Linked DNA regions of Homo sapiens: region 1 is linked to region 2. The links are chromatin loops, found by intact Hi-C in ENCODE. Cell type or tissue: pancreas. All regions are shown on one strand.

What was found. Hi-C counts contacts between places; a loop is a spot of excess contacts. Peaks named below come from ENCODE experiments on the same cell type or tissue, not always from the same donor. Only the 100,000 strongest peaks of a DNase experiment are listed, where the experiment ranks them.
Region 1: a loop joins it to region 2, with 2.9 times the contacts of the local background. A loop is called at or near these places in 5 of 110 quality-filtered maps.

The regions. Positions count from the first base shown.
Region 1 is chr5:113,501,936-113,506,935 of GRCh38, forward strand. No RefSeq gene overlaps it. Among named protein-coding and RNA genes, the nearest start is that of YTHDC2, 9.3 kb to the right of the region's middle. In pancreas, no CTCF peak of the experiment used is centred here; no DNase peak of the experiment used is centred here.
Region 2 is chr5:113,352,926-113,357,925 of GRCh38, forward strand. The region is part of intron 2 of MCC (MCC regulator of Wnt signaling pathway); the gene reads right to left. Among named protein-coding and RNA genes, the nearest start is that of TSSK1B, 80 kb to the right of the region's middle. In pancreas, no CTCF peak of the experiment used is centred here; no DNase peak of the experiment used is centred here.

The DNA of each region.
Region 1 (5,000 bases), 150 kb after region 2:
AATGAAGAGTTAGGCATTTATTGTAGTCTTCAGAGTCTGGGCTGGTTTATACCTGTTCTTGGGAAGGCTTTCCAAGTATTCAAAGGGATTTTGGTGTTGTTATCTAAGTCTTTCGTCACTGCAGCCATATTTGCATTAGGATGCACCCCAGTGCTCAGTAGCACTGTGACTCTTGCAGACTCACAGCAGACTCACAGAGGTACTGCCTTGGTGGTCTTGGGTAAGATCCAGGAGAATTCTTGGATTACCAGGCAGAGAGTCTTGTTTTCTTCCTTTAATTTCCCCCAAACAAATAAGAGTCTGTCTCTGTGCTGAGCTGTCTGGAGCTGAGGGAGAGGTGACACAAGCACCACTGCGGCCACAACCACTGGGACTGCACTGGGTCAGACCCACAGCACAGGGTCTCACCCAAGGCCCGCAGGGACCATTGCCTGGCTACCACACATGTTCACTCAAGGCCCAAGGGCTCTACAGTCAGTAGGCGGCAAATACAGCTAGGCTTGTGTCCTTCAGTGCAGCAAGTTCCACTCAGCCCCAGGTGGGTCCAGAGATGCCATCTGTGAACCAGGGCCTGGAACCAGGAACCTTAGGAATCTACCTGGTGCTCTATTCTACTGTAGCTGAGCTGGCACCCAGGTCATAAGACAAAGTCCTTCCTACTCTTCCCTCCCCTTTCCTCAAGCAGAGGAGTCTCTCCCCATGGCCACCACCACCCAGGCCCATAAGGAGTACTGCCTGGCTACCACAAGTTTTCATTCACGGCCCAAGGGCTCTTGAGTTAGCTTGTGATAAATGCTGCCAGGCCTAGGTGTCTCCCTTCAGGGAAGTGGCTTCCCTCTGGCCCAGGGCACATCCAAAAAATCCTGTCCAAGAGTCAAGACTTGGAATCAGGGACCCTGGGTATCTGCTTGCTGTATGCCACTATGGCTGAGCTGGTACCCAAGCTATATGACAAGGTCCTCTTATTATTCCCATTCCTTTCCTCAGACAAAAGGAGTCTCTCCTTTAGCTACCACAGCTGGGAAGGTGCTGGGTCACACCTGAAGCCAGCATGGTTCTGAGTCTCACCTAAGGCCCATGGCAAGTACAACCTGGCCACTACTGCTGATTTAGTCAGCCGGTGTTGAATCCTGCCAGGACTGGTAACTTCCCTTCAAGGCAGCAGGTCCCTTCTGTCCCAGGGTATATCTAGAAATGTCATCCAGGAGCTAGGGGGCCTCACAACTCTGCCTGGTGCTCTACCCTACTGTGGCTGAGCTAGTGTTGAGGTTGCAAGACAAGGTCTTCTTTACTGTTCCCTCTCCTCTCCCCAAGAAGGAGTCTCTCTTGAAGCTGTGAGCTGTGCCTCCTAAGGTTGGGGAGGGGTGATGCAAGCACTCCCTTGGTCATCCCAACTGTCTCACTAGGTCATGTATAACCCAAGTCCACTGGCTGTGAGCCCAGGTCAGCACCAAGATCTGCCCAGGAATTGCCATCCTTGTGGCTTATGTTGCCTTTCAAATTTATTTAGGGCCCCAGAGCTTTAGCCTGCAGTGATGGGGCTAGCTGGAACTCAGGTTCCAACTGCCGGAAGGGGTGATTCCCCCTGGCTAGGGTTGATCTAAATGCTCCCTCCAAGTATGCTAGCTGAGTTCTGCCCCATGTTTCCACAAAAAATAGGCATTCCCGTGACAAGGCAGCACTGAGTTCCGAAAGAAAGTCCCACTATCACTGCACTCTCCCTTCTCCAAATACACAGATTCTCTCTCCACACCAAATAGCTGCTGCCATGCAATGAGGGAGGGGTGGTGTAAGGGATTCAAGACTGTCTTTCTTTTCCTCTTAACAGTGCATGTTTCCTTAATATGATGTTAAAATCAGTTACTGCAATTACTCATCTGATTTTTGGTTCTTATGAAGTTACTTTTTTTGTGTAGGTAGTTGTTCAATTTGATGTTTCTGTGGAGGTGACAATTGCTAAAGGCTTCTAATCAGCCATCATGCTCTACCTACCCCAAAAAGTCCATTCTTGAAGGGAGAACTTGGTGGTGCACCTTAATGTTCATCACAGTTCATCTTGAGCTATTTGAATCCACTTCTTTGTGTATGTCTGGGAAGCAGCTCCTCTGTGATTCCAGTGGGCCTCTCTTTCTGGGGCACTCTTTTATTTTCATTTTTTTCTTTTCTTTTTAAATAGAGACAGGGTCTTGCTATGTTGCCCAGATTGGTCTCGAACTCCTGGGCTCAAGTGACCCTTCCACTTCAGCCTCTCAAAGTGCTGAGATTACAGGTGTGAGCCACTGCTCCTGGCCTCAGGGGCACTCTTAGAAGAGGAAGTTTATTGGGAAAAATAACAATCTCCATCACTGCTGTAGGTCTTAGGGCCCCAACTGATACTCATTGTTTCCCTCTTCCACTTGTAAAATGGGGGTAGTAGTATCACTTATTTCATAGAGGTATTACTAAATTCCAGGAAATAATGCAAAGCACACTGGACCACTGGGAAGAGCCCAGTGAAACATAGCCATTATAATTTTTAGTATTATAAAACTGGATAAGGCTGTACATCATGATATTTTTAAGACATTTATTGCTGGATATCAGATAACATCAGATCCTCCTTTTTAAATGTTTTCTATTTCTCTTTCTGGGTTCAGATATAGGAAGTTAGCCATACAGGGTTTAGATTCAAATCTCTGGAGAGGGGGCCTGGTATTTTCTTTGCGTACACAGCACCTCTTATTTTTAATGTGCTTGCATTTCTTCTTGGAACTAAAGGATGTGGCAAACACAATAGGGACTACATGAAGCAGGCTGAGTGTGTGCGGGGACATGCATCATCATCACTCTCTCAGTACCTCACATGATGATAGGCTTTCCAGCCACCTCTACCCTAGCTCTAGTAGGTGGGGCTGGCTATAAAGAGGAGTCTTATGCCTGTCAGGTGTTATATGTTGGTTGACTTTACATAATCCCTAGCTAAATATCATCTCTTGTAATGAACATAGGTATCTTGGATTTAAACTGAGCAACCATACTTTGTGAAGGATCAAACGGGTTTCTAATGAAGGAAACAGTGAGGCCAAGAACTCCAGAGAAAAGAGCTCCTTTCCAGCATCTTATGCCAAATCTTTAGGGCAGTGGTTTTCAGACTGCAGTTTGCAACCCATCAGTGAGTTGCAAAATTATTTTAGTAAGTGGTAGCCAGGCCTTTAAAAACATGAACTAGAGAAGAAAAATAAAACATGAACTAGAGAAACAGAAAATATCTGCATATATTTAACTTAGTACAATACTCCTTCCTTATCTGCAGTTTTGCTTTCCATGGTCAGCCATGGTCCACAAATCTTAAATGGAAAATTACAGAAATAAACAATTCGTAAGTTTTAAATTGTGCACAGTTCTGATGATGAAATCTTGCACTGCCCTGCTCTGTCCTGCCTGAGAAGTGAATCCTCCCTTTGTCAGGGTATCCACATTGTATACACTACTCACCCATTAGTCACTTAGCCGTCTAGGTTATCAGATCGACTGTCATGGTATCACAGTGCTTGTGTTCAAGCAATCCTTATTTTATTTAATAATGGCCCCAAAGTGCAAGAATAGGGATGCTGGCAATTTGGATATGCCAAAGTGAAGCGGTAAAGTGCTTCGTTTAAGTGAAAAGGTAAAAGTTCTCAATTTAGGGAATGAAAACAAAAATCATATGCTGAGGTTGCAAAGATCTACAGTAAAAATGAATCTTCTATTCATGAAATTGTGAATAGTATACTGTTATTGTTGTTTTATTTTATTACTAGTTATTGCTGTTAATCTTTTACTGTGTCTGATTTATAAATTAAACTTTATCATAGGTATGTATTTATAGAAAAAGCAAAATGTATATGGGTTCAATACTATCCTCAGTCTTAGGCATCCACTGGGGCTCTTGGAATGTTATCCTCACAGGACTTGCAGTGTCACATATTGTTTCATAAAACCTTTTCATTTATGCATGTATTTTTTCTGGACACAATAAAAACAGTGTATATCTGGTTGTGTATCTGTCTAACACGCACTGCTCTAGGGGAAAGATACTTATAGCAAGAACAATCACCTTGACACTCTTAGCTCAGAAGCTTTATTTTTCTTTCCTTACTTTTGATCAGGAATGACTTGCCCTTATTTCTCTCTATTTCATTCACCTTCTATTCAGTATACTTGGGGTGATTGGGAAGGAATCCATTTTATTTCTGTACCTCCCATTCTCTTTCTTATTTCCAGGGTGTTCTCCTGGTGGACCAAGAAGGCTAACCTGCTTCATTTATCTCCTCTACCAGGCAAAGCAGTCAGAGTGAGTTAGGCTGCTGAGTTCTGGGAGGGGATTGGAGCAGGGTTTTTATCTTAGATGGGTGGAGCCAGTGAATAAACTATTGGAAATCTCATTTGGATTCTCAAATCTAAGAAGTCAGGTAGACATCTGGAGTCAATGTGCAGAGGCAAACAGTGTCAGAGACAAATGTGGCTTGATCTTCCAGTGCTGAGATGGGATGAGGGGAGGCACAAGGGAAGAATTTCTCAAGTGAGGAACACCCCCAAGAATGCCTCGTGATTTGAAAATGAGAACAGCTGAAAAGTTGTAAGTTATTTCATTATCTACTGACTTATATATATTTTAAGTATACCCAAAAGGAGACAATAGGAGTGTGGGCTACACAGGGTATCCAGTTCTGAATTGTATAGCTAACAATTGTGCATTTCAATGTATATACATTTTACTTTAAAATGATAATAATTGAGTAAGGGTGGGAAGCATGTGGAGGTACACCTGGGTCAAGGATGGCAGACTGTTGAGGCTAGATGATGGGTACATGGAGATTCATTATCCTCTTTTTTTTTTTTTTTTTTTTGAGACAGAGTCTTGCTTTGCTACCCAGGCTGGAATGTAGTGGCACGATCTCGGCTCACTGCAACCTCCACCGCCCGAGTTCAAGTGATTCTCCTGCCTCAGCCTCGCGAGTAGCTGGGATTACAGGCATGAG
Region 2 (5,000 bases):
ATATGATTTGGGTTTTGTCTGACATCTGCACGTTAGGTCAATGGTCTCATGAGCCCTCTTGTAACATGGCTTTTCATATGCCTGTTCCCCACAGGGTTATGGCTCTGCTTTCTTCTCCTTGACATGGACACCACTGTGTCAATGTCTCCTGGCTCACGAGGTTCCAGCCAGGCTGACCTTCTGTATCTTCTGACATGATGGGTGCTTTCAAGGCAGAGGCCTTTCACGTGCTGTTTTTGTGCTGGAAATGCTGCTCCTCACATTCTTTGCTGGGCTCAGGTCTCAGACTTACTGAGTTCTCGAACAAATGACAAGGCCATTGTTAGGAGCACTCCTAGCACTCTCTCCACTCTCAGGCCAGACACAGGAGGGTCTGGGGGTTCATGAGCACTAGCTTTGGCTTTGGGCTTTCTGCATTTGAGTCCCAGCCATGTCCTTAGCAACAGTCATGAGAAGGTAATGAGAAGGATGACAGTGTTTATCACTGTCATTTTATGTCATTTTATTTGTTTATGAAAAAAATAAAGATTATACATTTAAACCTCTCTCTTTATGGTCTCTCAATACTACTTAAATGTCAGTTCCCTTTTTGTTAGCAGGCTTACACACATAAATTGCCTACTAATAAGCAAACATAAGTGGTCCCACAGATATACGTAAACATTTAAACCAATATAGAATTGATAACCTGTGAAAGCCTCCTTAAATATTCAATCTGGTCTAGAGGGTCACCCGTAGGATTCTAAACATTGATCAGTCTACACATGGTTAGGCTCCCTATACCAGTCTATACTGGTCAGTTAGCAAAGTGCATGAGGCACTTTAGACATGTTGTGATATTTTTATTTTTAGCTGACCGTATGAAGATAGATACCTATCAACTGACATAGCCACATGCACAGGACTGTTTTCTACAATAGCTAGAGTGGACAATGGAGAATTCTTTAATCATTTTTCTTTTCAGGAATGGTATGAAGACAACTGACAAAGGTCACTTCTAGGAACTAATTTCTTCAAAAGCTTACCACTGTTCCATTGTCCACTGAGAGTCAATATCAGCAATTTGCCAATATAATTCTATTGATTAGGACAAGCTAGATTATGCTGCAGTAATGAAAAGACCCCTTCCCTCCCCACCAAATCTCAGTGGCTTAAACATAAAAGACTTATTTCTCTGCACACTGCCATCCAAGGGTCAGCAAGGCCTCTGCTCATTGTAATCACTCAGCACTATCTGTCACTGTCTAGCAGACAGAGAGTATTCTAGAGGGTCTGACACTGGCAATTGAATGCTCTGTTGCACAAGTGACTCACATGGCTCATAACCCACTGGCCAGATATAGTCATATAGCCCAACCCTACCCTGAAGGGATCCCAGTCACGTAATCTTACTAAGTGTCCAGAAGGGGCAAAACTGGAAACATCTGGTGAATTACAAGAACAGAGTTTAATATTGATTGGATTTTTATATTATCTCAAATATGATAACATCTGAGGGATTCTTTTCCTTTTTCTTTTTTTTTTTCTGAGACAGAGTCTTGCTCTGTCGGACAGGCTGGAGTGCAGTGGCACGATCTCGGCTCACTGCAATCTCCACCTCCTGGGATCAAGCGATTGTCCTGTTTCAGCCTCCGGAGTACCTGGGATTACAGGCATGCACCACCACACCCAGCTAATTTTTGTATTTTTAGGAGAGACGGGGTTTCACCATGTTGACCAGGCTGGTCTTGAACTCCTGACCTCAGGTGATCTGCCCGCCTCGGCCTCCCAAATGCTGGGATTACAGGCATGAGCCACCGTGCCCGGCCCCTTTTTCTTTTAGACTTTTTATTGTACTATGATCAACCATATACCCTGTATTATTATTATTATTATTATTATTCAACATCCAGAATTAATGGCCTTATTAAGACCTTATTCTTGGCCTGTTAATGCAAGAATGTGGCAATAGCACTTTGTTCTTACGTAGAAAAATATTTAGAAAAAAAGATAGTCTTTTTTTCTGTCTCAATATTCTTATTGAGAAATCTCTGTACATGTATATATGTATGTATACACATATATATGATATAGATATGTGTATGCAGATGCATATATTCCAGCTTTTATATTAATGACTGAAGAAGGAAATACTATGTTAAAAAATAGTGGCATAAGAAAAAAATCCTAATTCGCATTTTGCCTGTATTTTGACAATCAAAAAAGAACTATAAAAATAAATGCTGACCAACCTCACCTTAGTTAAAGCATCCAGAGAAAGATCAGGTGGGTTGGTCAAAGGAAGTGCAAGACATGCCAACCTCAAAGGGCACCAACAAGGACCTTTTACCAAAGCTAGAGGATACTCTTGGGTTTGGGAATTTGCCTTCTTTCAACATTATTTCTATTACCTTTTAAAACTGTAATTTCATCTCACCCCTATTGTGCATTTCATAGGTCATCTCCTAAAGAGCTAAAACAAAGAGTCAAACAGAGTACTAATAGGTAGGCAGGGCTCACTCATACCAGCACTCTCTTCTTATGCTGGTTTTGCTTAAAGGCTCCTCAATGAAGAGATAACCACTATATTAGTCTGCTTGGGCTGTCATAACAAAATACCAAAACTTATGTGGCTGATGCAACAGAAACATATTTTCTTGCAGTTCTGGAGGCTAGAAGTCCAAAATGGGGTGCCAGCATGGTAGGGTTCTGGTGGGGTTCTGGCGAGGGCTGTATTCCTGGCTTGTAAGCAGCTACCTCTTGCTGTGTCCTCACATGGTAAGAAGAGAGGGCAAGGTCAAGCTCTGCAGTGTCTCTACTTATAAGGGCCCTAATCCCATCATAAGGCTCCACCCCACGATCTCATCTAACTTTAATTACCTTCCAAAGGCCCCATCTCCAAATGCCATCACACTGGGGGTTAGGGTTTCCACATACAAATTTGGGCACCGGGACACAAGCATTCAGTTCATAACAGCCACTAAGCAGTTTCTCTCCAGGCCAGTAAGGAAGCTGCATGGCATCTGGCATCCCTGTAAGTAGACATCCAAAGCACTCCCTGTGCCCAGAGGTGGTCTCTGCACAAACAGAAGCAAAGGAGGCCATCATATCTGCCACTACAACAACTATTGGGTCCTTTGAAGTGACAGGCAAGGTGTATTTTTTTTTTTTTTTTAGAGACAGGGTCTTGTTCTGTCACCCAGGCTAGAATGCAGTGGTACAATCATAGCTCACTGTAGCATCCAACTCCTGAGCTCGAGTCCAGGAGTGATCCTCCTGCCTCAGCCTCTCGAGTAGCCTGGCTAAGTTTTTTATAGAGACTGGGTCTCACTATGTTGTCCCAGTTGGTCTTGAACTCCTGGCTTCAGGTGATCCTCGTGCCTCGACCTCCCAAAGTACTAGGAGATATATATAGCATTTATATATGCATTTATATATAATATGCCAGCAAAATATATATTCTAATAGATAATATTATATATTTTATATAAATATATATATCAAGTTTTAAAATATATATATATATAATTTTTAACTGGAATATTTAGTGTTTGAAGGTAGCAGACCACAAATTCTAAATGTTTCTTTCACTTATCTAAATAGCACAGGAAACAAGTGGCAATTTGACATATTTGTAAAACATACCACTGGGAAAATCCTGCTCTCAGAGAGAATGCTAGAACAGAAAAACCTGCCGGACACTGAGACATTTGCCCTGCTGGGTACTTGGCAGCTACAAGTTAGTACTTTAATCCCATCTTCAAAGTGCCACCCAGGTTTGGCTTCAAGGCCTACAATTACAGAGCTTATTTACCAAAGGCACTATGCAACCTTCCCAGCAGGCCAAGACTCCTGTGAGAATGAGACAAGCCAAAGCATCTGGAACACCTAAAATTTACCTTAAGGTTGGTAACAATTCTGACAGCTAACAGCTATTCAAAGTCCACCACACTAAGGACCAGATACTGTACTAAGCATTTCACATATATTATCTTTGGTCCTACCAATAGCCTATGAATTGCCACAACATTTTTCCCATTTTTAGAAGAGGACATTTTCTCTCTTTCAGCTTAATTTCATAGACATTGCTCATTTGCATAGAATAGTGGTTAAGAACTGGGGTTTTGTAGTCATGCTGCTTAGTATCAGGTTTAAAGACACCATAACCAGCTATGTGACATCAAGCAAGTTATTTAGCCTCAGTTTCTTAATGTTTAAAATAGGGATAATAAAGTGTACTTTCATGAGGTTGTTGTGAGAATTAAAGTTAAAATATGTACAGCATTTAAGACAATCCCTGGCATATGGTAAACTGATCAACAAATGTTAGCCATTATCTGATCACACTTCATAATTACTTATTTGGAATCCATTTTAGATAATAGAAAGCAAATATATAGGGAAAATGTACACTCTCAGCTTCTGAAAGGTAACAATTATGATTACCAATTTAAAAATACAAAACAATTGACACCCAACCAGTGCCTAAAATTTTAAACAATAGTTTTGTTACAGTAGGTAGTCAGGCATGAGCAGGGCAGAAGAGGGCCCCCCACCTACCAGGAATGTCCGGTGACCATCAGGTGATGGTCAGGCAGTTGTTAAAACTGTCTCTTTAAAATAATAATTGGTCACAGCAAGTACCAGGGAAAGGCAGTCTCCCAATAGACAGAAAAAACCTGAAACTGCAGATCAGCAGCTTCCCGATAAGATCTCAGGAGTTGGGGCAAGTGGGCTCAACCATGTGCACTAAGGCAAAATGGTGGAGCTTAACTCATATATGACCTTCTAGGAACACTACTGGTAACGGAAGAACGCCTGAAGTGAGCATGTGTACAACGTCAGTAAATACACTATGCTTGCAGCCCCTCCCAAGTGCTAGCAGGCCACTGAGCATGTGGATAGCCCAACCAAAGGGAAGACTCAGGGGAGAAGTAATGCAACCACAGAAGCATGCCATTGTTTAAGACCCAAAGTCAGAGGTCAAACTGCACACTTGAATCTCTCAAGTTGCCCACTGG